3 separate regions of the Homo sapiens genome follow, and regions 2 and 3 are each linked to region 1. The links are chromatin loops, found by intact Hi-C in ENCODE. Cell type or tissue: ascending aorta. All regions are shown on one strand. Links, peaks and the distances in the headings refer to the core of each region. The heading gives the core; the rest is flanking DNA. Region 1 overlaps INO80 (INO80 complex ATPase subunit). Region 2 overlaps EXD1 (exonuclease 3'-5' domain containing 1). Region 3 overlaps SPINT1 (serine peptidase inhibitor, Kunitz type 1).

What was found. Peaks named below come from ENCODE experiments on the same cell type or tissue, not always from the same donor. Only the 100,000 strongest peaks of a DNase experiment are listed, where the experiment ranks them.
Region 2: it touches region 1 in a loop (2.8-fold over the local background); 30 of 110 quality-filtered maps call a loop at or near these places.
Region 3: it touches region 1 in a loop (4-fold over the local background); 11 of 110 quality-filtered maps call a loop at or near these places.

The regions. Positions count from the first base shown.
Region 1 is chr15:41,018,164-41,026,163 of GRCh38, forward strand. It overlaps INO80 (INO80 complex ATPase subunit), which reads right to left. Exons shown (of 36, transcript NM_017553.3): 26 at 2,737-2,962. It overlaps INO80-AS1 (INO80 antisense RNA 1), which reads left to right. Exons shown (of 5, transcript NR_170322.1): 2 at 339-465; 3 at 1,300-1,399; 4 at 6,324-6,474. Among named protein-coding and RNA genes, the nearest start is that of INO80-AS1, 5.4 kb to the left of the region's middle. In ascending aorta, for the core only: CTCF peaks have their summits at 633 and 4,518; DNase peaks (open chromatin) are centred at 628, 4,498 and 6,198; H3K4me3 peaks cover 612 bases; H3K27ac peaks cover 4,059 bases.
Region 2 is chr15:41,179,253-41,189,720 of GRCh38, forward strand. It overlaps EXD1 (exonuclease 3'-5' domain containing 1), which reads right to left. Exons shown (of 12, transcript NM_001286441.2): 12 at 3,476-5,341. The coding sequence ends at 4,679. Among named protein-coding and RNA genes, the nearest start is that of EXD1, 46 kb to the right of the region's middle. RefSeq lists an enhancer at 904-1,454. In ascending aorta, for the core only: a CTCF peak has its summit at 5,768 (motif pointing left); no DNase peak of the experiment used is centred there.
Region 3 is chr15:40,853,478-40,862,711 of GRCh38, forward strand. It overlaps SPINT1 (serine peptidase inhibitor, Kunitz type 1), which reads left to right. Exons shown (of 11, transcript NM_003710.4): 4 at 12-150; 5 at 234-404; 6 at 583-609; 7 at 920-1,045; 8 at 1,162-1,212; 9 at 2,415-2,585; 10 at 2,799-2,846; 11 at 3,293-4,730. The coding sequence ends at 3,498. Among named protein-coding and RNA genes, the nearest start is that of SPINT1-AS1, 14 kb to the left of the region's middle. RefSeq lists an enhancer at 4,605-4,654. In ascending aorta, for the core only: CTCF peaks have their summits at 4,331 (motif pointing right) and 5,830 (motif pointing right); DNase peaks (open chromatin) are centred at 4,354 and 5,854.

The DNA.
Region 1 (8,000 bases), core at 1-8,000:
GAGGGTGGGCAAGCTAAGTTCGTAAGATTTCTGTAGCCTGCTTATCTTCTTTCTCCATTTAGATATACTCTCTTAGCACAAATGTTAATGCATATAAAAATTTGTTTTATGTCTGAATTTTGAGAAACTTCAATTATTTCAAAATCATGATTCAATGGTTTTCAAACAGTCCTGCCTCCCACATCTACTTTACTTTGCTAATCAGAATGAACTGTTCCTAGGATTAGAAAAGCTCAGAAATAAAGATGTGCATATACTTATAAAGACAGAACTCTAACATGACTAAAGGAGGCAAGAAGTGGTACCTGCTGTCAGCTTGTTATCTTGTTATTGTGTAGGTGGGGAAGGGAGAAGTGGATGGACTGGACTTCTTTGTACTGCCCTGAAGGAAAATGACTAAGAAGAAACACTTCAGCAACAGCCTTAAAACACTTCAGCAAAATGAACACTATCTCTGATTTGCTGGTGAGCATGGAGAAAATCAGTCTCTAGTATTTGTCCTTAGTAAGATATGCAGGAAAAACAGGTTTCTTTCTCTGAACACACTAGAGTGACTTCTGGGGCTGGTATTTGTTAGCCAAGTTTTTAGCAGTCACTTAAGTTGCACTGGACAAGAGCTCCACCTGTCGCTAAGCAGGATACAGAGACACAAGGAACACACTTCTCTGGAAATCCAGCTGATTCTGCTAAGTCAAACCTGTGCCCAGACCCTTCTTTAAAACAGGAGCTTTCTGGATCATTGGGTGTTAAAAATAAATAAAATAAAACAGGAGCTTAAAAAATGTTTAAATGAACAAACCTATCCTACTCTCTTACAAACTTTCCTACAATCCTATAGTACTTTCATTAGACACAGGTTTTTACCATCCACGGTGTAAGATCCTGTTCAGAGATAAAAAGAATGTAGCCTATGGCAGTAAAATTAGGGCAAAAGATTAAATAATATCTCATTTTTCCAAGGAAAGGGGACTTTTGAAGGGATTGTACATCTTTCTGGTGAAACATGGAGAAGAAAAGGTGTGAAACCCAGAAGATTTTGGTCAGTCTCTCAAGGAATATGGAAGCAACCCTTCTCAGGGAAAGAGAAAACGTAAAAGTATAAAGGAAAGAGAGATGATAAAGGGTTCCAGTGAGACACCCCCAACCCCCGCCCTGTCCCAGCTAGTCTACAGAGCACAATGGGGTGAGGAGCTGGTTGGTTCTCACAGTAAACAGCCAGTGAGGCTGGTGCTTTTTATCGATGCAAAAAGAACTCAGACGCTTCCTGCTATTTAAACAAGGTCCATTTTTCTTTCAAAGAACAGGAAAAGCCACAAGAGATTCCCACAACGCCAGCAATAAGCCATCTACTCCTGTAATGGGAACTTAGGAGCCAGAACCAAGAAGGGAGAAAAAAGAAGTAAGGTGCTATCTTGCTTCTTTCAATAACGGTGCTCATCTCTTGCCTGGGATTCTGTAGTTTCCTTACCAGCTTGCTTTACACTTAGGTTCCCCCACTGATTTTCAAACAATATATTTCCACTCACTGCATGTGCTTTAAGTCAGCTACAAGGCCATGTGTAATACTGCCTTCAGATACGCAGAAAGACATCTTGGAGTTCTCAAAGCACTAACAGGCTGGGGCAAACCCCTTGACACTTGACAAAGTTAAAATAAAGTGGAAAAACCAGGCCTTACACACTGGAATCCAGTTATCTCTTAGAGACAGAAGAAGACCTCTGTTGAATGCTTAGCTCTAGTTTATTTCCATTACATGCCAGTAAAAGGGATATAGTTGGCCGGGCGCGGTGGCTCACGCCTGTAATCCCAGCACTTTGGGAGGCTGAGGCAGGCAGATCACGAGGTCAGGAGATCGAGACCATCCTGGCTAACATAGTGAAACCCCATGTCTACTAAAAATACAAAAAATTAGCCAGGCGTGGTGGTGGGCGCCTGTAGTCCCAGCTACTTGGAAGGCTGAGGCAGGAGAATGGCTTGAACCCAGGAGGCGGGGCTTGCAGTGAGCCGAGATCACGCCACTGCACTCCAGCCTGGGCAACAGAGCGGGACTCCATCTCAAAAAAAAAAGGAATGTAGTCAAAATGTCAGAGATTTTGGACAACCAAAACTAACACTATAGCTCCAAGCTACCATTCCAGTTTGCCTGCAGGTGTAAGCAAAGAACGTGAGCCTATGAATTATCTGTGTTCAGTTTCCTTAAAAGTAGTCTCACTAAGGCAAAGATGAAAACCTAGTTTCCTTTCAACCCCCGACTTTGACCCTAGGGGATCTGGGAATCTGCTAGTATTTTGGCATAGAATGCACTGTTTTTCCTCTTGTTATCATTCAGATCTCTAGTGCTTCATGTAGGACACTGTTTATGCTATTTAAATGAGGCTTTCTGTGAGTGACGACATTCTCATTCATTCCACTGGCAATGGCACAAGACAACCGTACTCATTCAACCTAGAGCCTTTCCTACTAAGTTTATTTCTACCTTTTTTTTTTTAAGAGTGGCATTTCTTTCTCAGCTGTAAGCATGTCAAAGGAGTGTATTTAAGCACAAATCTAAAAACATTTCTCTCTCCACTCATCATAAATTACTAATATTCTTACCTATGAATTACTAAGGCCAAAAAAGGAAGCAGAAACCTCAAGAACAGTAAATTCCAAATATCTGAAAGGACCACATGAAGATAACCCTGGTTCTCCCCTTGCCAAAGCGAGGAACACATTCCAAGAGGATTGAGAACTCACCTGGAATCCTGATGAAAGACCAGCCATTCTGAGGTCTGATGCTCCACAGACCTCCAGCTGGCTCTGGGAAGAACTGTGATCGTCTATTTAGCCAGTCTGCAGCCAGTTCAGGGGCCCCATTCAACAAACACTGCTTGGCTGCCAGACTCCCTCCTTCCTTCAGAACTCGCCTTTCATATTCTGCACTTCGGTCATTGCAGTAAGAATCCAATGGCACTGCGGTAACCTGCAGTTAAAGATTCACATGAGATGGCTCTTTCACGTTGTCCATACACACTATGCCTTTTGGGAACCTCAACTTTGAAATCAGACTAATGTGGATAGTTCTTAGACTAGTGGTTTTAAATATCTGTTCTGGCACACTAAGCTGTCCCTAATGAATGACTTAGTGAGCTTTTCCAGATAAAAAGCCAACCTCTTATAAAATGAAACCTGCAAACAAACTAAAGATCCAAAGAGAGCTGGAGTTTGCAGATAAATGAGAATACCAGGTCAGCAATAACTCTATTATATGCATATATATCTGATCATTTTGCCACCTCCCCTTCACTGCTAGATATTGTTCTTGGCAAAGTTCTCTTAACCATATGCATGATGGTGATGCCAGAAAGGGAGCTGCAGCTAGTCAGACTTCATTTAAAAACTAAAGAATATTGGCCTGGCATATTTGAAGTCATCTTTAATGCTTTTGTGGCAAAGCTCCCAAATTTATCAACAGCTTTCTCCTCTTCCCTGACCAGGTTGCTGACTGACAAACCTAATGGAAGAGAAACTTTCTTTCAGGCCATAAACTGGGGAAGGGGGAGTGCGGAGGCAGGGGAGGGTAGGGAAGCAATTGCCAGAGAGTAGCAGATTTGTTTCCTGGCTTGGCCAAAGGCTATACACAAATTCTTATCTCAATACAAGGTATAACCAAACAACACTCAGCTGCTGCTCACTCGATGGAGTAGAGGGCTCCTGCCAATTCAGAAACACAGATTTTATCCTTCTTTGGCTATCTGGGTTTATTCCTACTCTAATAGGCAGTATTCAGATACCTGTGAAGTCAACTGGTAAGGAACTTGAAGATGACAAGGCTAGCTTTTGTTAAAATGTGGAGGCTGTGATTATCTGTCAAGCCCACGCTGACAAATATGCTGAAAGCCCATTTCAGGTTGAATATCCCTAATCTGAAAATCTAAAACTTTGAGTGCCTACATGATGCACTAAGGAAATGCTCATTGGAGCATTTTGGGTTTGGGATTTTTGGATAAGAGATACTCAATCTGCATACGCAGAATTGCTCAGAAGAACCCTAAAGCTAGACTAAGACATGGGGAGAAACAGCGTATGAGAAGCAAAGGCCACAGCACAGGAGAGATCAGAACATAAAACACCGGCTGTATCTAGTTAGGTAGTTCTATCATTTCGTGGAAGTTAGGCACCAAGGGAACTTGATCTTGCTATTAACTTTTCTCCTTTTGTGTTGATCAAGCTTTAGGGAAATGGCTGTCAGGTTTTGGTACACATAAGGACCTCCTTTGAAGCGGACCAAAAGTGTAGATTTTGAACCAGAAGAACTGAGGGAGGGGCCAATAGACCTATGTTTTTGACAAGCACCCCAGCGTCCCAAGTTGAACCTTGAGAAATACTGCCTTGAGACATATGAACAGCTGACCATGGGCTGTAGGTGCCTCTGGAGGGTACCAACGTGACAGAAAGAGCATCATTTACCAATAACCAGAGAGTACTCTGGCTTGCAGATGAAGCTGAACTGAGTTTGCTAGGGAGCAGTGCCATCTATGGTCCAGATGCAAAACTACAGAGGGTCACAGCAAACTGGGCCTGGAGTTCCAAAACCAGTTCACAACAAAAATAGTTTATCCAAACAATACTAGAATCTCATATCACCTTTATCCTCTCCAAAAGGAACTTGTTTTCGGCTGAGCATGGTGGCTCACACCTGTAATCCCAGCACTTTGGAAGGCTGAGGTGGCAGATCGCCTAAGGTCAGGAGTTCAAGACTAGCCTGGCCAAGATGGCAAAACCCCATCTCTACAAAAAATACAAAAATTAGCCTGGCATGGTGGCGTTCACCTCTAATCCCAGATAGTTGGGAGGCTGAGGCACAAGAATGGCTTGAACCTAGGAGGCAGATGTTGCAATGAGCCAAGACTGTGCCACTGCACTCCAGCCTGGGCAACAGGGTGACAGACTGTCTCAAAAAAAAAAAAAAAAAAGTTAAAAAAAGAAGGAACTTGTTTTCTTGCTTCCAACTTATTCATTTTTCCCACTAATACATGAGCATGGGCAAATAAATATGGACCAAAAGAAAGCAAATAAATACAGGAATACAAAGCAGGTGGATGAAAATTGGGTCTCTCTCCCTTCTATGACTTGACATGGCAGTATCCCAGCAGATCGTGGGTCAGAGCAAACATCTCCCATGTAGGATGTGTGTCGCAGACCTGCAAAATTAATAGCAGCTATACTTCTATAAAAAGTTTAAAAAGTAAGTCTAGACTATAGAAATATGACCAGTTCTATATGTCTTGAACAGCATGCATACTCTTAGATAAGTAAAGCATATTTAGTCTTCTCTAGTAAGACTAAAGCGCGGTGGCTCACACCTGTAATCCCAGCAGTTTGGGAGGCCGAGGTGGGTGAATCACCTGAGGTCAGGAGTTCGAGACTGGCCTGGCCAACATGGTGAAACCCCGTCTCTACTAAAAATACAAAAATTAGCTGGGCATGGTGGTGCCTGCCTGTAATCTCTGCTACTCTGGAGGCTGAGGTGGGAGAATCACTTGAATCCAAGAGGTGGAGGTTACAGTGAGCTGAGATTGCACCACTGCACTCCAGCCTGGGTGACAGAGTGAGACTCTGTCTCAAAAAAAAAAAAAAACAAAACAAAACGAAAAAAAGAAACAAAAAAAAACAACAAAAAAACCTCATACAGACCAATTTTTATACTCACAGATAACCGTTTTGATTTAAAAATTTTTATTTATTTATTTATTTTGTAAAAAAGCAGAACTTATATTGGAATTATACATAAAGACTCTGGGCTCATAGTCTCGAGATGAAAAGCCAAAAGCTAGAATCTCAGCATGAAAGAACAGAGAAACAGGAAAAATGGTTTTTCTGCCTGGGATTCATTTCTAGGCACTCTTATAGTTTAAAAACAAAACAACTTTTTCCAGTTATAAACTTTCATCTATTTTTCAATTTTCATTTTGATGATACCCTTCCAGGTCTAGGATTGAATGCTTAAGAGGTTTGCAAGACACTGTTCTTAGTGAAATATTTTTCAGTGTTTTGAGAGGCTTCTTTGGCCAGGAGCCCAGGATCAAGATATTAATATATTCAGAATCATACAATGTCATGTTGTAAGTATGTAAGCAATGTACTTATGAGGTCCAAAAGAGGGCAAAAATGTCCAATATACTTAGAGTAAATCCTGCTTTCTAAGTCAGCTGTATCCCAGACAGCCTCCCCCTATTCTGCTAACCCCAAGTGACCTCCCGATTTGATCAGAAGGAGAGATGAAGCATGACGTACCGTTCTTCCCTCCCCACAAAAAATGCATACTCTCCCTCGTCCTACAGGAGCTAACCCCTTTCTTGCTTCATTAACCTCTGAAACTACAGTACCTTCAGGGGCTGCCCCCTTAAGCGTTCAGCGCGTCCTTCCTGAGGACACGTATGTTCCTGCTCTAGCTGAAGGAAGCGTAACCGCTCCAAGCGCTGCAGTATTTTGGTAAGAATAATTCCTAAGGCCTTAATTTATTAACCCTGCAGAATTATTTCCTCAGCTAATGATAAAACAGCTCCTATAATTCCTTCCATAGTGGCACAGTTCTTCCTGAACTAACCCTCAAGTTTTCATAGCATGTGTCAGAGAAATTAATTTGCCTAATTCAAGGCCAGGGTTGGCTTCAAAGGACATCAGTTTCTCTCTCCCCAATACAGATGGGTTAGAAGTCAATATAAGATATAATTAGGGTATCTCATGAAATTTTGCCTTATTCACTGATCTGAATCCCTAGGACTGATCTGAAAGGTAAAAGTTGTAGATCTGTGTATGAAATAGAGATATCTAAACTCTTCTTCCTGTCCTCCTAATAATCACGGTGTAATTACTCCCATTTTCAGGTTTAGCACATACTATGTAAAGAAACTCTACAAACATGGGAGGGGCCAAGTGGGAAAGGAGCACCCTTTCAGCCAAACGATAAAAGCTTTCTCCTGCTCCCTGCTTGCCAACACATGTTCACAGCAATTAGAGTTTTCCTCAAGCTACATTTACTTTTCTTGAGAGAAACAGCAGCAGCAGGCATGGTAGCTGGGATTTCTGGCTCCTCTAAAAACAATACTGAAGTAGTATAGATGGGGCATGCATGTGTGAGAGAGTGGGACTGTTCTTGAGAGTGGTGGGTTATAGATATTTGGGGAGCTCCAAGTGGTAAAAAATGAAGAACTTTCAGGTCAACAAATAAATACAATTACAGGCCAAGAGAGCTCATCTTTATTGGCTCTTTAAACACTGGGAACAGGCTGGGCACAGTGGCTCAGGCCTGTAATCCCAGCACTTTGGGAGGCTTAGGCAGGAGGATCACATGAGGTTAGGAGTTCGAGCCCAGCCTGGCTAACATGGTGAAACCCTGTCTCTACTAAAAATACAAAAATGAGCTGGGCGTGATGGCATGCACCTGTAATCCCAGCTACCTGGGGGGCTGAGGCACGATAATTGCTTGAACCTGGGAGGCGAAGGCTGCATTCAACCAAGGTTGTGTCACTGCACTCCAGCCTGGGTGAGAGAGCAAGGCTCCATCTCAAAAACAAAAACAAAAAACCCCAACAACCAAAAAACAAAACACTGGGAACAGGAGAAGTTAAAAAGACTTGATGTGCCTCTCTCAGAAATCTAAACTTCCTTTTATTAGGTCTCTTGGTATACACCTATCATACTAAGAGAACAAAACCAACCACACAACCATGAAAGACTGAAGCCTGCCTTCTATGGAAGCTCTTGGCTTTAAATGCTTCCTAGAAAAAGTGCATTTCCCTGCACTAACTTAAGCTTCTGAGACCAAGAATACTTTGGAAGAACAGGATATGTACAAAATCCAAATACTTTCTGGATAGCCAGTATAAACCAAACAAAGTTGATAGTGACAAGGGAATTAAACTCATATAGCACAGGAGCAGCAGACAGAAATCTAGGCAGGCAGGAGTCAACAGGATTCATCATCTTTCTAGGGGTCCCCTGTCAGATTCTGTCTT
Region 2 (10,468 bases), core at 2,469-10,468, 160 kb after region 1:
CTGTAATCCTAGCACTTTGGGAGACAGAGGCAGGCAGATCACATGAGGTAAGGAGTTTGAGACCAGCCTGGCCAACATGGTAAAACCCTGTCTCTGCTAAAAATACAAAAATTAGCCATGTGCGTTGGTGCACACCTGTAATCCCAGCTACTCAGGAGACTGTGGCAGAAAAATCGCTTGAACCTGGGAGGCAGAGGTTGCAGTGAGCCGAGATCACCCTACTGCACTCCGGCCCAGGGGACAGAGCAAGATTCTGTCAAAAGAAAGAAAGGAAGAAAGGAAGAAAGGAAGGAAGGAAGAAAGAAAGACAGGAAAGACAGGAAAGAAAGGAAAGAAAGGAAAGGAAAGAAAGGAAAGAAAGGAAGAAAGATCTAATATATCTGGCCAGGTGCAGTGGCTCACGCCTGTAATCCCAGCACTTTGGAAGGCCGAAGCCAAGGCTGGTGGCTCTCCTGAGGTCAAGAGTTCAAGACCAGCCTGGCCAACATGGTGAAACCCCATTTCTACTAAAAATACAAAAATTAATCAGGTCTGGTGGTGCACATCTGTAGTCCCAGCTACTCAGAAGGCAGAGGTGGGAGGATCACTTGAGGCTGGGAGGCAGAGGTTGCAGCAAACCGAGATTGTGCCACTGCACTCCAGCCTGGGTGTCAGAGTGAGACCCTGTCTCAAAAAAAATACAAATAAAATGAATAAAAAATAAAATATCTAGTGAAATGTTGGCTGTTAGGATTTAAAATAAAAAAATACATAATATAAAAAGCACAATAGAAAAATACATAATATGAAATGATGAAACATCAAAACAGGAAAATACATCTCAAAAGCACAATGATTGTATTTACAGTATAATTGTAACTGTGTTTCAAGTGTGTGTGTGTGTATGGTGAGAGAGAGAGAAAATAGAAAGAAAAATATCAAAATGCCAGGAAGGATTGTATAAAGTAGGGTTGTAGTTATTTTTTCTCTTATTTTCTAAATTTTCTGTAAGTTATTTGTGTTACTTTTAAAATAAATACCCTTTTGACAAATTACCTGGCTGACTCATAGGGAGTCAATTGCACCCAGGCACCCTAGTTTACCCCAGGCCTCATCTCAGCTTGCTGCTGGGACATGCATTGTCTCAAAACAATAAGATGCTTATAGGGAATTAAAGTTCTATTGTGCCATAATTTATCAAGCTCTTAGACAGATAGGGGCAAAGCCGCTGCAGTGACTTTTCGTACTATAGCTGAAAGAACGCTGAATGGGACAAGAAGCCAAGAAACACTGGTTCTGTTTTCAGTGCTGCATTTTTGTCCAGGGTGGTCATTTAACCTCCTTTCCTTATTCCAATACTAAAAGGGTCAGATTACTTGTGAGTCGCTAATTATAGGTTATGTACAGAAAAGTCAGCCGAGTAGAGGAGATACAGAAAATTAGTGGTAGACTAGAGCAAGACTCCAAGAGTTTGGGAAGCATGGTTTATGACTTCTCAGACTAGGAAAATACAGAGTAAGTAAAGAACTCAACAGTGGTTCGAGACAAAAATGCAGGATTTCCCAAAATGTAGACAAGAAATCTGGGCAATGGCGCACAGCACTAGCAACAGGTCTTGCGTTAACAGGAATTTTTTTGGACTTTATCTAGCAAAGAACAGAAATTCATCCTAAGGTGTAACCGCACACACAGAATTTAGGTAGGCACTCCAGGCTAGAATTAAGATGTAGAGAAAAGTGCTGTTTCAGGTATAGATGAGTGTTTCACTTGAGAGAATACTGTAATGAAGCCCAAAGGCTCATTTAGTTTGGGGAGTCTAGTAGTTATCAAACACACTGTCCAGTAGAACTTTTTTTTTCTCTTTTTTTTTTCTGAGACATTATCTCGCTCTGTCGCCCAGGCTGGAGTCCAGTGGTGCAATCTTGGCTCACTGCAACCTCCGCCTCCCGGGTTCAAGCGATTCTCCCGCCTCCGCCTCCTGAATAGCTGGGACTACAGGTGCGCGCCACCACGCCGGGCTAATTTTTTTTTTTTTTAGATGGAGTTTCGCTCTTGTCACCCAGACTGGAGTGCAGTAGCATGATCTTGGCTCACTGCAACCTCCGCCTCCCTGGTTCAAATGATTCTCTCACCTCAGTTTCCCGAGTAGTTGGGATTACAGGCACCTGCCAGCATACCTGGCTAATTTTTGTATTTTTAGTAGACAGAGGGTTTCACCATGTTGGCCAGGCTGGTCTCAAAGTCCTGACCTCAATTGATCCACCTGCCTCAGCCTCCCAAAGTGCTGGGATTACAGACGTGAGCCACTGTGCCTGGCTTTTTTTTTTTTTGCTACAGAGTCTCAGTCTGTTGCCCGGGCTGGAGTGCAGTGGTGCGATGTCAGCTCATTGCAACCTCCACCTCTCAAGTTCAAGTGTTTCTCCTGCCTCAGCCTCCCAAGTAACTGGGATTACTTGTGCGCTATCACGCCTGACTAATTTTTGTATTTTTTGTAGAGACAGAGTTTCACCATGTTGGCCAGGCTGGTCTCCAACTCCTGACTTCAGGTGATTCGCCTGCCTCAGCCTCCCAAAGTGCTGGGATTACAGGCATTAGCCACCTTACCCGGCAGAAAAATCCTTTTTTTTTTTTGAGACGGAGTCTCGCTCTGTCACCCAGGCTGGAGTGCAGTGGTGTGATCTCGGCTCACTGCAACCTCTGCCTCCCAGGTTCAAGCGATTCTCCTGCCTTAGCCTCCCAAGTAGCTGGAATTACAGGCAAGTGCCACCACGCCCAGCTAATTTTTGTATTTTTAGTAGAGACAGGGTTTCACTGTCTTGGCCAGGCTGTTCTCAAACTCCTGACCTTGTGATCCACCTGCCTCGGCCTCCCAAAGTGCTGGGATTACACGCGTGAGCCACTGCGCCCAGCCTGAGGGGTAATACCTTGTACTTTTTTCTTTTTTTTTTTTTTTCAAATTGTACTTTATACCATGTATGTAAATATGTTATGAGTAGTAACTGAATGGTCTTGCAGATCACCTGAGGTCAGGAGTTCAAGACCAGCAACTGAATGGTTCTATAAGAAGCTAAATGAAGTTCAAGAATTTTACAGGAATCCATGCCTTTTGCAGAGTAAACCTAGACTGACCACATACCGGGCTCAATCTGAAGATGCATTCACCAAAGATGAACCAGTAACTACTTTGGCCCCAAGTGACTTTCTAATCTAAGTATAAGGTGAGACAACGCAACTGCAGGGCTGAGCCAACTGCCCTCAGGCCTGCCTTAATCTTAACCTCAGACTAGATCTGGGCTCTGGAGTTCGGAAAGGCAAAAAAATTCTTTCAGTGGCAGTCAGAATCAACTAGTGCAGACAAGGATGCTCCTGATCTTAGATTGTTCCTAAGAGCAAAAAGAATAACAGAGTCGAATCACAGATTTATAAACTGGACTCTGGACCTAGAAATCCAGACATTTCTTTCCACCCTGACCCAATTAAGAAAAGTGAGAGATTGTTTTTTTAAGTAGAGTATGACAAAACAGGTTTATTGGTTATTTTACACAAAAGAATGTTAGCAATTTGCAAGCATTCAATACTTTAAAAGGCTCAATACAAGCTGCCTTCCTTTCACCCTAAGAAAGTATACTAACTCCAGGCAAATAGAATGGAGTCAGGCTTCAAGTTTATATAACAGACAGACTAAAAAGAAACCCAGGGTCCCTGCTTTGTTAGGAAAATGGACAAAACCAGCTAAAAATAAAGGAAATAAAAACAAATTAAAATAAAGATATTGGCTGGGCACCGTGCCTCACACCTGTAATCCCAGCACTTTGGAAGCCAAAGGCAGGTGGACCACAAGGTCAGTCAGGAGTTCGAGACCAGCCTGGCCAACATGGTGAAACCCCATCTCTACTAAAAATACAAAAATTAGCCGGGCGTGGTGGCACGCACCTGTAATCCCAGCTACTCAGGAGGCTGAGGCAGGAGAATTGCTTGAACCCGGGAGGCGGAGGTTGCAGTGAGCAGAGATTACACCACTACACTCCAGCCTGGGTGACAGAGTGAGACTCCATCAAAAAACAAATAAAACAAAAATTAAATTATTGATTCCTATAACATTATTTGCCTAAGAGACAGACAAAACATTCAACATTCAAACATAAAGTTAATATTATATTTTAAAAAGGAAAAAAGTGGTTACTCTGGGCACACTGCCTATGGTGTAGCCCTGCTCCACAAGGAGCGGTAAAAAAAAATAAATAAAACAAATAAATAAAAAGGAAAAAAGTACTGGTAAAGTTATCAGGTACCAATTTTTTAAATGAATTGTTAATAGTTTTACCAGGTCTCTTCAAAGGAATCCAAAAGTCAAGAAGCAAAACAAAATTTGAAAATGATGGAGTCTTCCTGATACTAAGCCCAAGATTCTTCCTTTCTTCAAATCCTCTAAACCCAAATTATGAAAAATAATGCACTCTGGTCACTGAGAACATTTCTACACAGTGACATAATCAGAAATTATACTTCTTCCATTATTTAACTTATTCATTCTCATTCTCCGCATACCAGGAACACAGGAGTAAGCAAGAGGATATAATTTTCCCCTGTGACTGAAGCATTACTACATTTACAACATGAGAAACCTGGGCACTGTGGAAAGCCCTGATGGCAAAGGAAATAAGCCATCTGTATGGCCTTAAGAACAAACTGCCCATCTCTAGGGCAGATTTAGAAAAGGACTTATCCAGGAATCGATCTTCTCCAAGGCTGGACAGGGAGGGAGTGTGGAAACCACAGTCTTTCTGATAGGATAAAAAGTGTCACTTGGAGACACTCTGGTTTCCTGAGGAAAGGAAGACATTGAAACAGCCTGTTTTGTGCATTTTAAATCTTCCTTGTTTTCCACCATCAATAACTGTTCTGTCTCCTCTTTCAAAGATAAACTTGCCTGAAACTCATGTTTGGGTGTCATAAAGTGTTCTTTCTGAGTTATTCTCTGGTCCTCTGACCCCTTTGACTTTGTGCAAATGAGTTTGTTACTGGAATCCTCACTGGTTTCCCCTTCCTCTGTGGGAGGTAGATGTTGAGGATTTGTAGCTTGTTTATTCAAAGATTCTTCTTTCAGTAAATTCACATCCCCGTGAAAGTCTTGAGATGTAAAACTTGGAGCTTTATCTATCCTAAAATTTTTACCAAATAAGAAGCCTTTGACTTTCTCCTCTTTCCCTGCTGTCTCTGTCACTAATTTCTTTGGCTGTAGCACTGTCCTTATCAGGAGTCCCTGTGCATTCACCCTATATTCTCTTGCAGCTTTCTCCCTGCGCTGCTTCTGGAAGTCCTTGAGTTGAAGCAGTTCCTCTGGCAGCTCCATACATGTAGGCTAAGAAGAGAAAGCGAACACAAGTTTATTATAACTAAACTTCTGAATATGGTACTTAAAATCACTTTTTTTTTTTTTTGAGATGGAGTCTCGCTCTGTCGCCCAGGCTGAAGTGCAGTGGCACGATCTCGGCTCACTGCAAGCTCTGCCTCCTGGGTTCAGGCCATTCTCCTGCCTCAGCCTCCCAAGTAGCTGGGACTACAGGCGCCTGCCACCACGCCCAGCTAATTTTTTTTCTATTGTTAGTAGAGACAGAGTTTCACTGCGTTAGCCAAGATGGTCTCGATCTCCTGACCTCGTGATCCACCTGCCTCGGCCTCCCAAAGTGCTGGGATTACAGTCGTGAGCCATAGTGCCCGGCCTGAAATCACTTCTGTTGTACCAAATGGTAATTGGTAAATGAGAGTCTATTCAAATGTGTTCATATAGCACCCTCTGGTGTCTTCAATTATAGTAGTATCATTTTTCTAGTAATTTCAATATTTTGAAAAGGCAGTGAATCCATAGGGCTGTGTGTCTCTGTGTGTATGCACGTATGTATAAAGACTATACAGGAAAAGTTAGTCTCCCTTCCAGCCTGGCCTCAGCTGCGTTAGCAGGTACATCTTCTTAGAGCAGTTTCTTGTGTTATCTCCCAAAGATAGTCTACTCATGTATGATCATATACATATTTTTTCATTGGATTACATTTTTATTTTCCTCCAAATTTTTATTTTGTTATCTCTTTCAGGTTTTGGGAAGTTTTTTGTTTTGTTTTGTTTTGATTTTTTTAGACAGGGTCTTGCTCTGTTGCCTTGGCTGGAGTGCAATGGTGTGATCATGGCTCACTGTAACCTATAACACCTGGCCTTTAGTGATCCTCCTGCCTCAGCCTCCTGGGTAGCTGGAAGCACAGGTGCATGCCACCATGCCTTGCTAATTTTTGTGGGGTTTTTTTTGAGACAGGGCCTTGCTCTGTCACCCAGGCTGAAGTACAGTGGTGTGATCATGGCTTACTGCAATCTCCACCTCCTGGGCTCAAGCAATCCTCCCACGTCAGCCTCCCCCACTCAGAGGAGCTGCAACTTCAGGTGTGTGCCACCACGCCTGGCTAATATTTAATTTTTTTGTAGAGACAGGGTTTCACTATGCTGGCCAGGCTGGTCTTGAATCCCTGGGCTCAAGTGATCCTCCCACCTCAGCCTCCCAAAGTGCTGGGATTATAAGCATGAGCCACCACACCCGGCATCCGATTATATTTTTTAGCTGCTTGTATGGATATCAAAAATCTAGTAATTTTTACATTTGTACCCAGGCACTTTATAAATTGTCTTTTTGTTTGTGGTAGTCTTTTTCAGTTGTTTCTCTTCAGTTTTTAGTTGTATAGCTGGCAAGTCATAATTCTGATTCCTTTTTTCAATTTCCATAGCTCATATTTTATTTTCTAATTTCACTGGCTAATAGCTTCAAAAATACTAAAATAGTGGTGATAGTCACAATTTTTGTACTGTTCCTGATATTAGTGTTCTCAAACAAATATGCAGTCTTCTCTCTTGAGATACTTTCCATATCCATGGGTTCTGCATCCATGGATTCAACCAACTGTAGATTGCAATAGTCAGGAAAAAGTGGCTCACGCCTGTAATCCCAGCACTTTGGGAGGCTGAGGTGGGTGGATCACTTGAGGTCAGGATTTCCAGACCAGTCTGACCAACATGGCCAAACCCCATCTCTACTAAAAATATAAAAATTAGCTGAGCACGGTAGCACATGCTTTTAATCCCAGCTACTCAGGAGGCTGAGGGAGGAGAATCACTTGAACTCAGGAGGTGGAGGTTGCAATGAGCCAAGATTGCACCACTGCACTCCAGCCTGGGTGATGAGCAAGACTCTGTCTCAAAAAAAAAAAAAAAAAAATCAGAAAAAAAAAGAATGGTTGCATTTGAAATGATGATGCACAAACTTTTTTTTCCATGTCATTATTCCCTAAACAATGCAATATAACAACTATTTACATAGCATTTACGTTGTATTAGCTATTATAAGTAATCTAAGAATGATTTGAAGTATAGGAGAGGATATGATAGTGAAAAATGAAAAAATGCTGCTGCACATTTCCGTATAACCTATACATATCCTCCCCTATACTTTAAATCATCCTTACATTTCATATAAGGGACATACATTTCATCCATATATTTCTTTTTTTTTTCTTTTAGGAGATGGAGTTTTGCTCTTGTTGCCCAGGCTGGAGTACAATGGTGCACTCTCGGCTCACTGCAACCTCCACCTCCTGGGTTCAAGCGATTCTTTTTTTTTTTCTTTTTTTTTTTTTTGAGATGGAGTTTCGAGCCCAGGCTGGAGTGCAATGGCGTGATCTCAGCTCACCGCAACCTCCGCCTCCCAGGTTCAAGCGATTCTCCTGCCTCAGCCTCCCGAGTAGCTGGCATTACAGGCATGCGCCACCATGCCCGGCTAATTTTGTATTTTTAGTAGAGATATGGTTTCTCTATGTTGGTCAGGCTGGTATCAAACTCCTGACCTCAGGTTATCCGCTCGCCTGGGCCTCCCAAAGTGCTGGGATTACAGGTGTGAGCCACCACACCCGGTCTGTCCAAGCAATTCTCCTGCCTCAGCCTCCCAAGTAGCTGGGATTACAGGCATGCACCACCATGCCCAGCTAATTTTTGTATTATTAGTAGAGACAGGGTTTCACCATGTTGGCCAGGCTGGTCTTGAACTCCTGACCTCAGGTGAACCACCCACCTTGGCCTCCCAAAGTGCTGGGATTACAGGCATGAGCCACTACACCCGGCTCATCCATACGTTTCATATAATCATCCATACATTTCACATAAGGGACTTGAGCATTATGGGTTTTGGTATCCATGGGGGGATGTTGGAACCAATCCCCCACAGATGCTGAGAGATGACTGTATATGTTTTATTATGTTAGAAAAGTTACCATCTATTCCAACTTTGACCAATAATGCATGTAGAGTATTATAATTTATTCAGCATTTATAAGATAATCATAACACTTTCTTGGCTCTACTGAAATGTATGATTTTGTCACACTGAACCATGCTTGCAACTAGAATCCAATGACACATTAAAAATAATAACATATATAGGGTTCATATAAAAAATGCTAGTATTAGGCCGGGTGCAGTGGCTCACGCCTTGTAAATCTAGCACTCTGGGAGGCCGAGGCGGGTGGATCACCTGAGGTCAGGAGTTCGAGACCAGTCTGACCAACATGGAGTAACCCCGTCTCTACTAAAAATACAAAATTAGCCAGGCGGGGTGGTGCATGCCTGTAATCCCAGCTAATCAGGAGGCTGAGGCAGGAGAATCGCCTGAACCCAGGAGGTGGAGTTTGTAGTGAGCCGGTATCACACCACTTCACTCCAGCCTGGGCAACAAGAGCGAAACCCCGTCTCAAAAAAAAAAAAAAAAAAAAAAGCTAGTATTTTAAGATTTTACATCAATATTCATAAGTAAAAGTGGTTTATAACAGCAACTGGCAAACTTTTCCTGTAAAGAACAAAACAGCAAATATTTTAGGCTTTGTGAGCCATAGTCTCATATACTACTTCTACTACTTTTTTTTTTAACAATACTTTAAAAATGTAAAAATTGTTCTTAGCTCATGAGCTGGAGAAAACAGTCTGCAGGCCAGATTTGGCCAGCGGGCTATAGTTTGCCAAATCCTGATCTATAGTCTCCCTCCCCTCTTTTTCCTCCCTCTCCCTCCTCTTCCCCCTCCCCTTGTCCCCTCCACTCTCCTCCCTTCCCCTCCCCTTCCCTCTCATTTCTTGTCTTTTCTTTTCTTTTTCAGACAGAGTTTCTGCTGGTCACCCAGGCTGGAGTGCAGTGGCAGAATCTCGGCTCACTGCAACCCCTACCTCCTGGGTTCAAACGATTCTCCTGCCTCAGGCTCCCAAGTAGCTGGGACTACAGGTGCCCGCCACCATGCCCAGCTAATTTCTGTATTTTTTGTAGAGACGGGGTTTCACCATGTTTGCCAGGCTGATCTCAAACTCTTGACCTCAGGTGATCACCAGCCTCGGCCTCCCAAAGTACTGGGATTACAGGTATGAGCCACCGTACCTGGCCCTGGCCCTTTTTTTTGAGACAGTCATTGTTAATATTCATAGTATGCTTGAAAAATGATTGAAATTCTCAGTTTAATAGTTTAAGCTTTTCCTTTTTTTTCTTTTCTTTCTTCTTTTTTTTTTTTTTTTTGAGACAGAGTCTTGCTCTGTCACCCAGGCTGGAGTACAGTGGTGTCATCACAGCTCACTGCAACCTCCACCTCCCGGGTTCAAGCTGTTCTCCTGCCTCAGCATCCTGAGTAGATGGGATTACAGGCATGTGCCACCACGCCTGGCTCATTTTTTGTATTTTTAGTAGAGATGGGGTTTCATCATGTTGGCCAGGCTGGTCTCAAACTCCTGACCTCAGGCCTATAGTTTTTTATATCTCTCTGCTGCATAAGAATAAATATGGAGGCCAAGCACGGTGGCTTATGCCTATAATCCCAGCACTTTGAGAGGCCAAGGCAGGCTCATCACCTAAGGTCAGGAATTCAAGACCAGCCTGGCCAACATGGTAAAACCCCATGTCTACCAAAAATACAAAAATTAACAGGGCATGGTGGCAGGTGCCTGTAATCCCAGCTACTCAGGAGGCTGAGGCAGGAGAATTCCTTGAACCCAGGAGGCGGAGGCTACAGTGAGCTGAGATCATACCACTGCACTCCAGCCTGAGTGACAGAGCGAGACTCCATCTCAAAAAATAAAAATAGGCTGGGCGTGGTGGTTCATGCCTGTAATCCCAGCACTTTGGGAGGCCAAGGTGGGCGGATCACAAGGTCAGGAGTTTGAGACCAGCCTGGCCAACATGGTGAAACCCCATTTCTACTAAAAATACAAAAAATTAGCCAGGCGTGGTGGCACATGCCTGTAATCCCAGTTACTCAGGAGGCTGAGGCAGGAGAATTGCTGGAACCCAGGAGGCGGAGTTTTCAGTGAGCTGAGATCATGTCATTGCACTCCAGCCTGGGCGACAGAGTGAGACTCTGTCTCAAAAAAAATAAATAAATAAAATAAAATAAAATAAAATAAAAATATGGAAATATTAAAC
Region 3 (9,234 bases), core at 1-8,000, 160 kb before region 1:
CCTGTGTGCAGAGGAAAGACCCAAACCAGGTGGAACTGTGGGGACTCAAGGAAGGCACCTACCTGTTCCAGCTGACAGTGACTAGCTCAGACCACCCAGAGGACACGGCCAACGTCACAGTCACTGTGCTGTCCACCAAGCAGACAGAAGGTGAGGGAGGGGTGAGGAGCAGCACCTGGAGCCCCCGCTGTGCGGATTGGCCGCACGGTCCCCTCATAAGCTCTCCCCCCTAGACTACTGCCTCGCATCCAACAAGGTGGGTCGCTGCCGGGGCTCTTTCCCACGCTGGTACTATGACCCCACGGAGCAGATCTGCAAGAGTTTCGTTTATGGAGGCTGCTTGGGCAACAAGAACAACTACCTTCGGGAAGAAGAGTGCATTCTAGCCTGTCGGGGTGTGCAAGGTGGGCCTTTGAGAGGCAGCTCTGGGGCTCAGGCGACTTTCCCCCAGGGTGAGTGGTCTCTCTCTTCTGTGGCCAGGGAGGTGGGTGGTGGGAGCTCTCCCTTGCCCACCCACCCCAATTATCTCATCCCCACTGGAGCCTGGTCATGCCTCCTCTCATTCTCTGTTCTCTCTCCCAGGCCCCTCCATGGAAAGGCGCCATCCAGGTGGGCTTTACTCCCCTCCCCATCCCCCATCCCCACCACATCTCTAGCCCATATCATCCCTATGCCCCTAAGCAGCCTGCCTTTGACCAAGCCATTCCTCCCCTCAGAGTTTGTGGAAGGACCACAAACATCCCACCCCTTCCAGCCCAGCATCGTCCTATGAGGATCTGCCCAGTTTGCGTGGGGCAGGAGTGGGGTTGGTGGAAAGGGAATGGGGGATGTGCTGTGTCTGGGCAGAGAGGGCCAAGTAGAAGGTGGGCCCTGGGCACTTGTTCTTTGCTTGAGCCTGACCTCCCTTCCACCCGTCCAGTGTGCTCTGGCACCTGTCAGCCCACCCAGTTCCGCTGCAGCAATGGCTGCTGCATCGACAGTTTCCTGGAGTGTGACGACACCCCCAACTGCCCCGACGCCTCCGACGAGGCTGCCTGTGAAAAATGTGAGGCCTGGGGGATAGAGGGGGTTGGGCAGCAGACAGGGAGGTCCTGACAGCCTTGCCCTGAACCCCTGGGAGACCCTTGTTGGGTCTGAGACTCTGACCTTTCCTCTCTGCAGACACGAGTGGCTTTGACGAGCTCCAGCGCATCCATTTCCCCAGTGACAAAGGTGAGATCCTCCCCAGGTGCCCTGGATCAGGGCAGACGCTGACACTGCCATCCTCACTATTTCCATCCAGCAGTGCCTGAGGGGCCTGCTGGGTGTACGGGCCTGTGGGCACAAAGAGCCAGGGTGGGCTCCCCGTTCTCCAGATGGCTCAGCTTCTTCCCTGGCTGGCTCTTGGGCTTTCTTCTGTGGCTCTGTGTTTTCCAGGCATCACTCATTCTCCGAACACCTTCATAACTTCAGCCATGTCCACCACATATTGCTCAGATCTTATTTACTTAATCAGTTACTTTTTAAATGTAATATATTAAAAAGGAACTTTCACATCACTACCATAAATGGGAAGCCACTATTACTTGCCAAACATTGAAAAACAACACAAATAAATATAATAAAACAGTAAGTTTTAGCTTGCCAGGCGTGGTGGCTCACACTTATAATCCCAGCGCTTTGAGAGGCCGAGGCTGGCAGATTGCTTGAGCTCAGGAGTTCAAGACCAGCGTGGGCAATATGGCAAAACCCCATCTCTACAAAAAATACAAAAATTAGCCGGATGTGGTTGCGCGTTCCTGTACTCCCAGCTACTCAGAAGGCTGAGGTAGGAGGATCACTTGAACCTGGGAGGTAGAGACTGCAGTCAGTTGAGATGGAACCACTGCACCTCAGCCTGGGCAACAGAGTGAGACCCTGTCTCAAAACAATAATAATAATAATAAGCTCTAGCTAGTTGCTTGCCTGCCAAGGCTCAGACCCTGAGGCCCATCCTCTTTTTTAAGAAAGGTAAACCAGCCAGGCGTGGTGGCTTACACCTGGAATCCCAGCTACTAGGGAGGCTGAGGTGGGAGGATCGCTTGGCCTAGGAATTTGAGGCCAACCTGGGCAACATAGCGAGACACTGTCTTTAAAAAAAAGAGGTAAACCACCCAGTGTTGGAAAACTGAGACCGTGACCCAGTCAGAAAAGCTGAAAGAAAATTGAAATAACTATGAGTCGGCGTAGTTTACTTTTGTGCCTACAGTTATTGTCCAGGGTTTGTCTTCCCTTTTCTGGCACCACTGCAGCTGGGCCAGGTGTTTTGGGGCCTCTCAGGCCCTCCCTGAGCCATGGCAGGTGGGGAGGTGCTGGGCAGCAGCCACGTGGAGCCTAGCAGAAGGTGGCAGGGAGGCCATGGACTCGCTCACCATAGCCTACCCCATACCCCCCAGGGCACTGCGTGGACCTGCCAGACACAGGACTCTGCAAGGAGAGCATCCCGCGCTGGTACTACAACCCCTTCAGCGAACACTGCGCCCGCTTTACCTATGGTGGTTGTTACGGCAACAAGAACAACTTTGAGGAAGAGCAGCAGTGCCTCGAGTCTTGTCGCGGCATCTCCAGTGAGTGGGCCAGTGAGAGGGTGGGCATGTATGGGGGAAGGCTTAGCCAGTGGCCTCCACTCTGTCCCCAGGCCTTTGGGAGTCACCCCTCCATCCTCAGAGCGCCTGGAGTAGGAGTGGGAGAGGATGCCAGTGTGAGGTCTGGGGCACTGGGGAGCAGCTGAGTCTCTGAGCCCTCAGTACTGACTGGTCTTTCCCCTCATCATTCTGCAGAGAAGGATGTGTTTGGCCTGAGGCGGGAAATCCCCATTCCCAGCACAGGTAAGCCCTGATCTGTCCTGTAACTGAGGTTAGCATGTAGGTATCAACTCACGGATCAACTCCACCTGTTGTGACAGCCTAACCTGTGTTGAGAAGGATGCCAAGGTGGCCTATAGAGACAGAGTACCGTAATCAAATGGGGATGCCTGCCACACACGAGGGAGGGAGTACAGTAAAGTGCGTGCCGATGTCTGTCAGCAGCGTCCCAGGCTTCCCCCAAGTTAACTGCAAGGAGAGCGACTTGAGCTGAGACCTGAGGCCCACCAGAGTTCCTCTGAGCTCCTGGACAGAGCTGTTCAGCTGTTCATATGTGGGAGGTCTGAGTCGGGTGCCCATGTCCTTCCATACCTGGCATCCATTTGACTTGGTCTCTTCCATAGATTGGGGGTGGGTGTCAGAACCAGGCAGGCCCTGGGAGCCCCTTATTCTACCCCTTCTTCCCCCAGGCTCTGTGGAGATGGCTGTCGCAGTGTTCCTGGTCATCTGCATTGTGGTGGTGGTAGCCATCTTGGGTTACTGCTTCTTCAAGAACCAGAGAAAGGACTTCCACGGACACCACCACCACCCACCACCCACCCCTGCCAGCTCCACTGTCTCCACTACCGAGGACACGGAGCACCTGGTCTATAACCACACCACGCGGCCCCTCTGAGCCTGGGTCTCACCGGCTCTCACCTGGCCCTGCTTCCTGCTTGCCAAGGCAGAGGCCTGGGCTGGGAAAAACTTTGGAACCAGACTCTTGCCTGTTTCCCAGGCCCACTGTGCCTCAGAGACCAGGGCTCCAGCCCCTCTTGGAGAAGTCTCAGCTAAGCTCACGTCCTGAGAAAGCTCAAAGGTTTGGAAGGAGCAGAAAACCCTTGGGCCAGAAGTACCAGACTAGATGGACCTGCCTGCATAGGAGTTTGGAGGAAGTTGGAGTTTTGTTTCCTCTGTTCAAAGCTGCCTGTCCCTACCCCATGGTGCTAGGAAGAGGAGTGGGGTGGTGTCAGACCCTGGAGGCCCCAACCCTGTCCTCCCGAGCTCCTCTTCCATGCTGTGCGCCCAGGGCTGGGAGGAAGGACTTCCCTGTGTAGTTTGTGCTGTAAAGAGTTGCTTTTTGTTTATTTAATGCTGTGGCATGGGTGAAGAGGAGGGGAAGAGGCCTGTTTGGCCTCTCTATCCTCTCTTCCTCTTCCCCCAAGATTGAGCTCTCTGCCCTTGATCAGCCCCACCCTGGCCTAGACCAGCAGACAGAGCCAGGAGAAGCTCAGCTGCATTCCGCAGCCCCCACCCCCAAGGTTCTCCAACATCACAGCCCAGCCCGCCCACTGGGTAATAAAAGTGGTTTGTGGAGTTTCTGGCTCTGTTCTGTGGGCCAGGAGAGGGACTAGGTTGCTGGGGGGTGATGGGACCGTCCTGTTCAGCTGGTTCAGGCTTCAGCCACCCTGTTGAGCAGGTTTTCCCATCGTCTCTCTCGAAACTGGCCTGGCCCCTGACTTTGGAGAGCAGTGCCATGTTTGACCACCAGAGGGGAGGAGTGAGCGGGCCACGGGAGCCACGAGTGTGGGGAGGCTGCAGTGCTGCTGTGTAGCATTTCTTCCTGGTGTGAGCCTCTCCACAAGCCTGTTGAGTGGTTGAGCTCTCCACAATTCTGCTCATTTGGAGGTTGGGGTTAGGGGTGCACAGGCACCTTGGCTCCTACCTCCATGTTAGGGCCCAGGTGACTAGCTGTCTCCCTCCCAACAGAAGCCCTGGCTTCTGCGCTGGAGTGCAGCACCCCCAACCAGGCTCTGAGCTCCTTCCCAGGAGCCTTTAGTAGAGACACGCCACTCCAACCCACACCCCTGCATTTGTTCAAGCTACCTCCCGGTGCCAAAAAAAAAAAAAAATCATACTTTGAGCTCATTCGTTCGTTTATTCAGTGAATTACATTGAGCTCCTCTGTGCCAGACACTGCCAATCATTAGAAATTTGATACTGCTGAGAGGGGCAGAGGAAGCACTATTTAAATGCTTTACGTATCTCGAGTTGCTGGCGCTGCACACAGCCCTTGTGATGACAATACAATCATCCGCATTTTACAGGTGAAGAAACTAATTCATTGAAATTTCCTCCCCAAGGCCCTAGAGCTGAGATTGGACTGGATCCCCAGAGTTTAGTCTTACAAAAGAGGTATCGGGGTTGGTGGGGGTGGGGGGGGACTTAAAAGCAAATTTTAAGCAAGTACAACTACCATGAATGTACATATATGAAGTTATAAGTGTATAGCTCAGTGAATTTCCATAATGACACACACCTCTGAGGCAGGCACCCAGATCAAGAAGCAGAACCTTCTTAGCACGCCGGGACAGGCCTCGTTTTGATGGATAACACCTGGTTTTGGACTCGTGCTCTCATGGACCACCTCCCCATTTTGCACGCCTCAGCCTAAGCTCAAAACCCTCCCACACAACTGCAGGTGGTGGACACTCCCTGCCTCACACCCCTGTGTCTGCTAACACCACCCTGAGCCCAGAGCACCTCTTATTTCCTTTACTGCCTGTCTTCTTGCCGGATTGTGAGATCCCAGAGCCGCAGATGGCATCCAGTTGTGTCTGGGTTCCCGGCACCCCATGCTCCCTCTGTGACCTTGGTAAATCGTAGTTTAGTAAATGTTGAGTAAGCGGCAGGGGGTGGGGCTCATCCCCATTGTTCCACTTCATAGGGCACCGTGTTTTCCCTTCTAACCCCCTACTCTGACACTCGTCCATCCTTCGAGGCTCAAAACGGACTTGATCCCTACTGGGAACAACCCCCATTATCAGTTGGTTCTCAGACTCTACCCTAGTGTCCAGAACAGTGATCAACACAGAGCAAGTATTTAATAAGGGTTTGTTGGCCTGAAGTGAACATCCTCTCAGGGAGGGATAGACATCAAGTGAGAGGATGCCAGGCAAAGGGCCACCCCTAGTAACAGCTGCTTGCATGTGCAGAGGGAGTGCCCGAGGAGGTGGGAGCTCTCGGGGGTCACTAGGGGGCGCTGTGACTATGACTGGATGCCGTGTTCTTCCTGCAAGGATGTGAGGACTCAGTCTCAGGCAGGTGACAGGAGTGGAGCAATGAACGCCAAGACACAGCTCCTGCTCTCCTGGCGCTTACACTCTGGCGTGCAGGCTGCAGGGATGCAGATACGGTGACAAAACAGTCTGGTCCCCAAACTTCTCCTTATCCCTGAGACCGCCCCAGCCATCCTCTGCTCTGTGCCCACCCACATGACTCAGAACTTTGATCCCTACCTCCATGTCCTGAACAGGCAGTTTCCTCCACTTCAGAAGTCCCCTCCGCCCTGGAAAGCTCCTACTTTACCCCGTGTTCCAGCTCACGAAGCTTTCTCTGGCTCTCCAGCCAAAGTTCATTGCTGCCCTCTCCACGCACTCCTGCTCTACACAGCTCCGCTGCACGCATAAGTCCAAGCTAGTGTGTGTCTCCCTTTATCCAGACAAGACTCCTCAGGGCGCTGACCAGGTCTTAGTTATCCTAGCGTCTCCCAAGCTGGGCCCTGCTTGTGCGTACCAGGTATCTGAAAAATGGCTGCTGGAACAAAACAGAGGCCGGTCAAGTGGAGGAGATTAAGGTTAATAAGTGACTTCGTGGAGAAAGTCTAACATCAGGTGAGTGGCCCTGCACGGTGGCTCACACCTGTAATTCCAGCAGTTTGGGAGGCCGAGGTGGGTGGATCACTTGAGGTCAGGAGTTCGAGACCAGCCTGGCCAACATGGTGAAACCCCGTCTCTACTAAAAATACAAAAATTAGCCGGGTGTGGTGGCACACACCTATAATCCCAGCTACTTGGGAGGTTGAGGCAGGAGAATCACTTGAACCCGGGAAGTGGAGGTTGTAGTGAACCAAGATGGCACCACTGCACTCCAGCCTGGGTGACAGAGTGAGACTCCATCTTAAAAAAATAAAATTAAATTAAAAAAAAAACTAGGTGAGTAGGGGTCTCCAAGAGATTCTTGCACACGTATGTACATAGCATTATTCACAATAGCTAAAACATGGAATCAACCTGAGTGCCTATCAACAGATGAATGGATAAGCAAAATGGAGTACACACAATATACACGGTGGAATAATATTCAGCCTTAAAAAGGATGTTCTAACATATGCTACAACACAGATGAACCTTCAGGACATCTATATTATGCTAAGTGAAATCAGCCAGTCACAAAAAGACAAGTATGATTCTACTCATCTGAAATGCTTAGAGTAGTCAAAATCAAAGAGACAGTAGAATGATGGTTGCTGGGAAAAGGAAAATAGAGAATTATTGCTTAATGGGTACAGAGTTCCAGTTTTGTAAAAGGAAAAGGCTCAGGAGATGGATGGTGGTGATGGTTGCACAACAATGTGAATGTACTTAGTGCCACTAAACCATATACTTTAAAATGGTTAAGATAGTAAATTTTACATTATATGTATTTTATCACAATAAAAAAAGATTGGAAAAAAATAAGATGAGCAGATGGGTGTGGGTGTTCCATGCATAACAAAATCACACTGAGCAAAAGCTGGGCAGTGGAGATCCTGGGTTTTGTTTGGGAATCACAAGCTGCTCAGTTTGGAAGCAGGGAGGTGGAAGCTGGGAGTTTGGTGGGTGGAGGGGATTTAAGCAGGGGAAAGGAGTGATCTGAACTTTAAAGAGTGGGCCGGGCGCGGTGGCTCATGCCTGTAATCCCAGCACTTTGGGAGGCCAAGGTGGGTGGATTACCAGAGGTTGGGAGTTCGAGACAAGCCTGACCAACATGGAGAAACCCCGTCTCTACTAAAAGTACAAAATTAGCTGAGCATGGTGGCACATGCCTGTAATCCCAGCTACTCGGGAGGCTGAGGCAAGAGAATTGCTTGAACCCGGGAGGCAGAGTTTGCAGTGAGCTGAGATCATGCCACTGAACTCCAACCTGGGCAACAGAGCAAGACTCCATCTCAAAAAAAAAAAAAAAAAAAAAAGGAGTGGGCAGATAAGCAGGCTACATCACCAGAGGTCACAGCACAGGGAGAGGGACAGAGGGAGGAAGCAACACCAAGTAAATTAGGCGAGGGAACCTGTGTGAAGCACATAGCAGATCTCTGGTGAAGGCTAGTCAAAGGTTGCACACTGGCAGCCTACAATCATGCTTTGACTCAAACAATCGTTTAGTTTCTTTAATTTAGTTGCCAACATTTAAGGAGTCAGAAGTCTTCATTGAAAAAAAAAATCCATATTGCTAGCTTCTTGTGAGAACTCTGGGGACCTAGCAATCCAGGCACAGAGTTCAGGGTCCTCTTTAGCTGGGCAGGCATTAACCCATTCACAGTCCTCCCCCACCCCACCCAGCATTAGGTGCTTGCCTGGGACTTCTAGGCATTCGCCTCTGGAACCCCCAGCATCTTTTTTTTTTTTTTCTGAGACAGAGTTTCGCTTTTGTTGCTCAGGCTGGAGTGCAATGGCACAATCTAGGTTCACTGCAACCTCGGCCTATCGGGTTCTAGCAATTCTCCTGCCTCAGCCTCAGCCTCCAGAGTAGCTGGAATTACAGGCATGTGCCACTACGCCCAGATAATTTTTGTATTTTTTAGTAGAGATGGGGTTTATCAATGTTGGTCAGGCTGGTCTCGAACTCCTGATCTCAGGTCATCCGCCCTCCTCGGCCTCCCAAAGTGCTAGGATTATAGGCGTGAGCCACCACGCCCGGCCTAGAACCCCCAGCATCTTGTCCCTTACAACGCATCTTGCCTTCCCTATATTGGGTAGTTGTCTCCAAAATTTATTGGTCCCAACAGTTCAGGTAAACACTCACAAAAACTGGGTGGTTTCTCCCAAACCCATCCCTGCCCACTAAAATAAACAGCCCTGAATGAGGAGTGGTTTGCCCTATTGCACAAGACCACTCCCTTCCCCACCCAACCACAGCAGGACTAAAGCCTGGGAAGGTACCTTTAAGCTCCCCCGGGGAGAGATTCTTGTTAATAGCTCCACCTGGAAGTCCTAAACCCGGAAGCCCGGGGGTTTCCTAAGCCTTCCCACAGGCTCTCTGAGGGCTTGCCTCTCCTTCCCCACCTGCAGTGGCTCCCAGAGTTTGTATCAGAGGAGCCCAGAACCAGGGAGACTAAGAAAACAGACTGGGGAAGAAATAAAGACACCGCTTGTAGTGGAGTTTTTTGTTGTGGTGGTTTTTTCAAGGCTACATGTTTAGGAAAAAAAAAAAAAAAACTAAAAAAGGGTGTTAACCCAAATGACCATAGTGTTGTCTCTCACTGATACAATTACAGATTGATACAAAAACAGTTTTTGTGTTTTTTGTCAACTTGCATTTTCTAAATTTTTTTTTTTTTTTTTTTTGGAGACAAGTCTTGCTCTGTCGCCCAGGCTGGAGTGCAGTGGCGTGA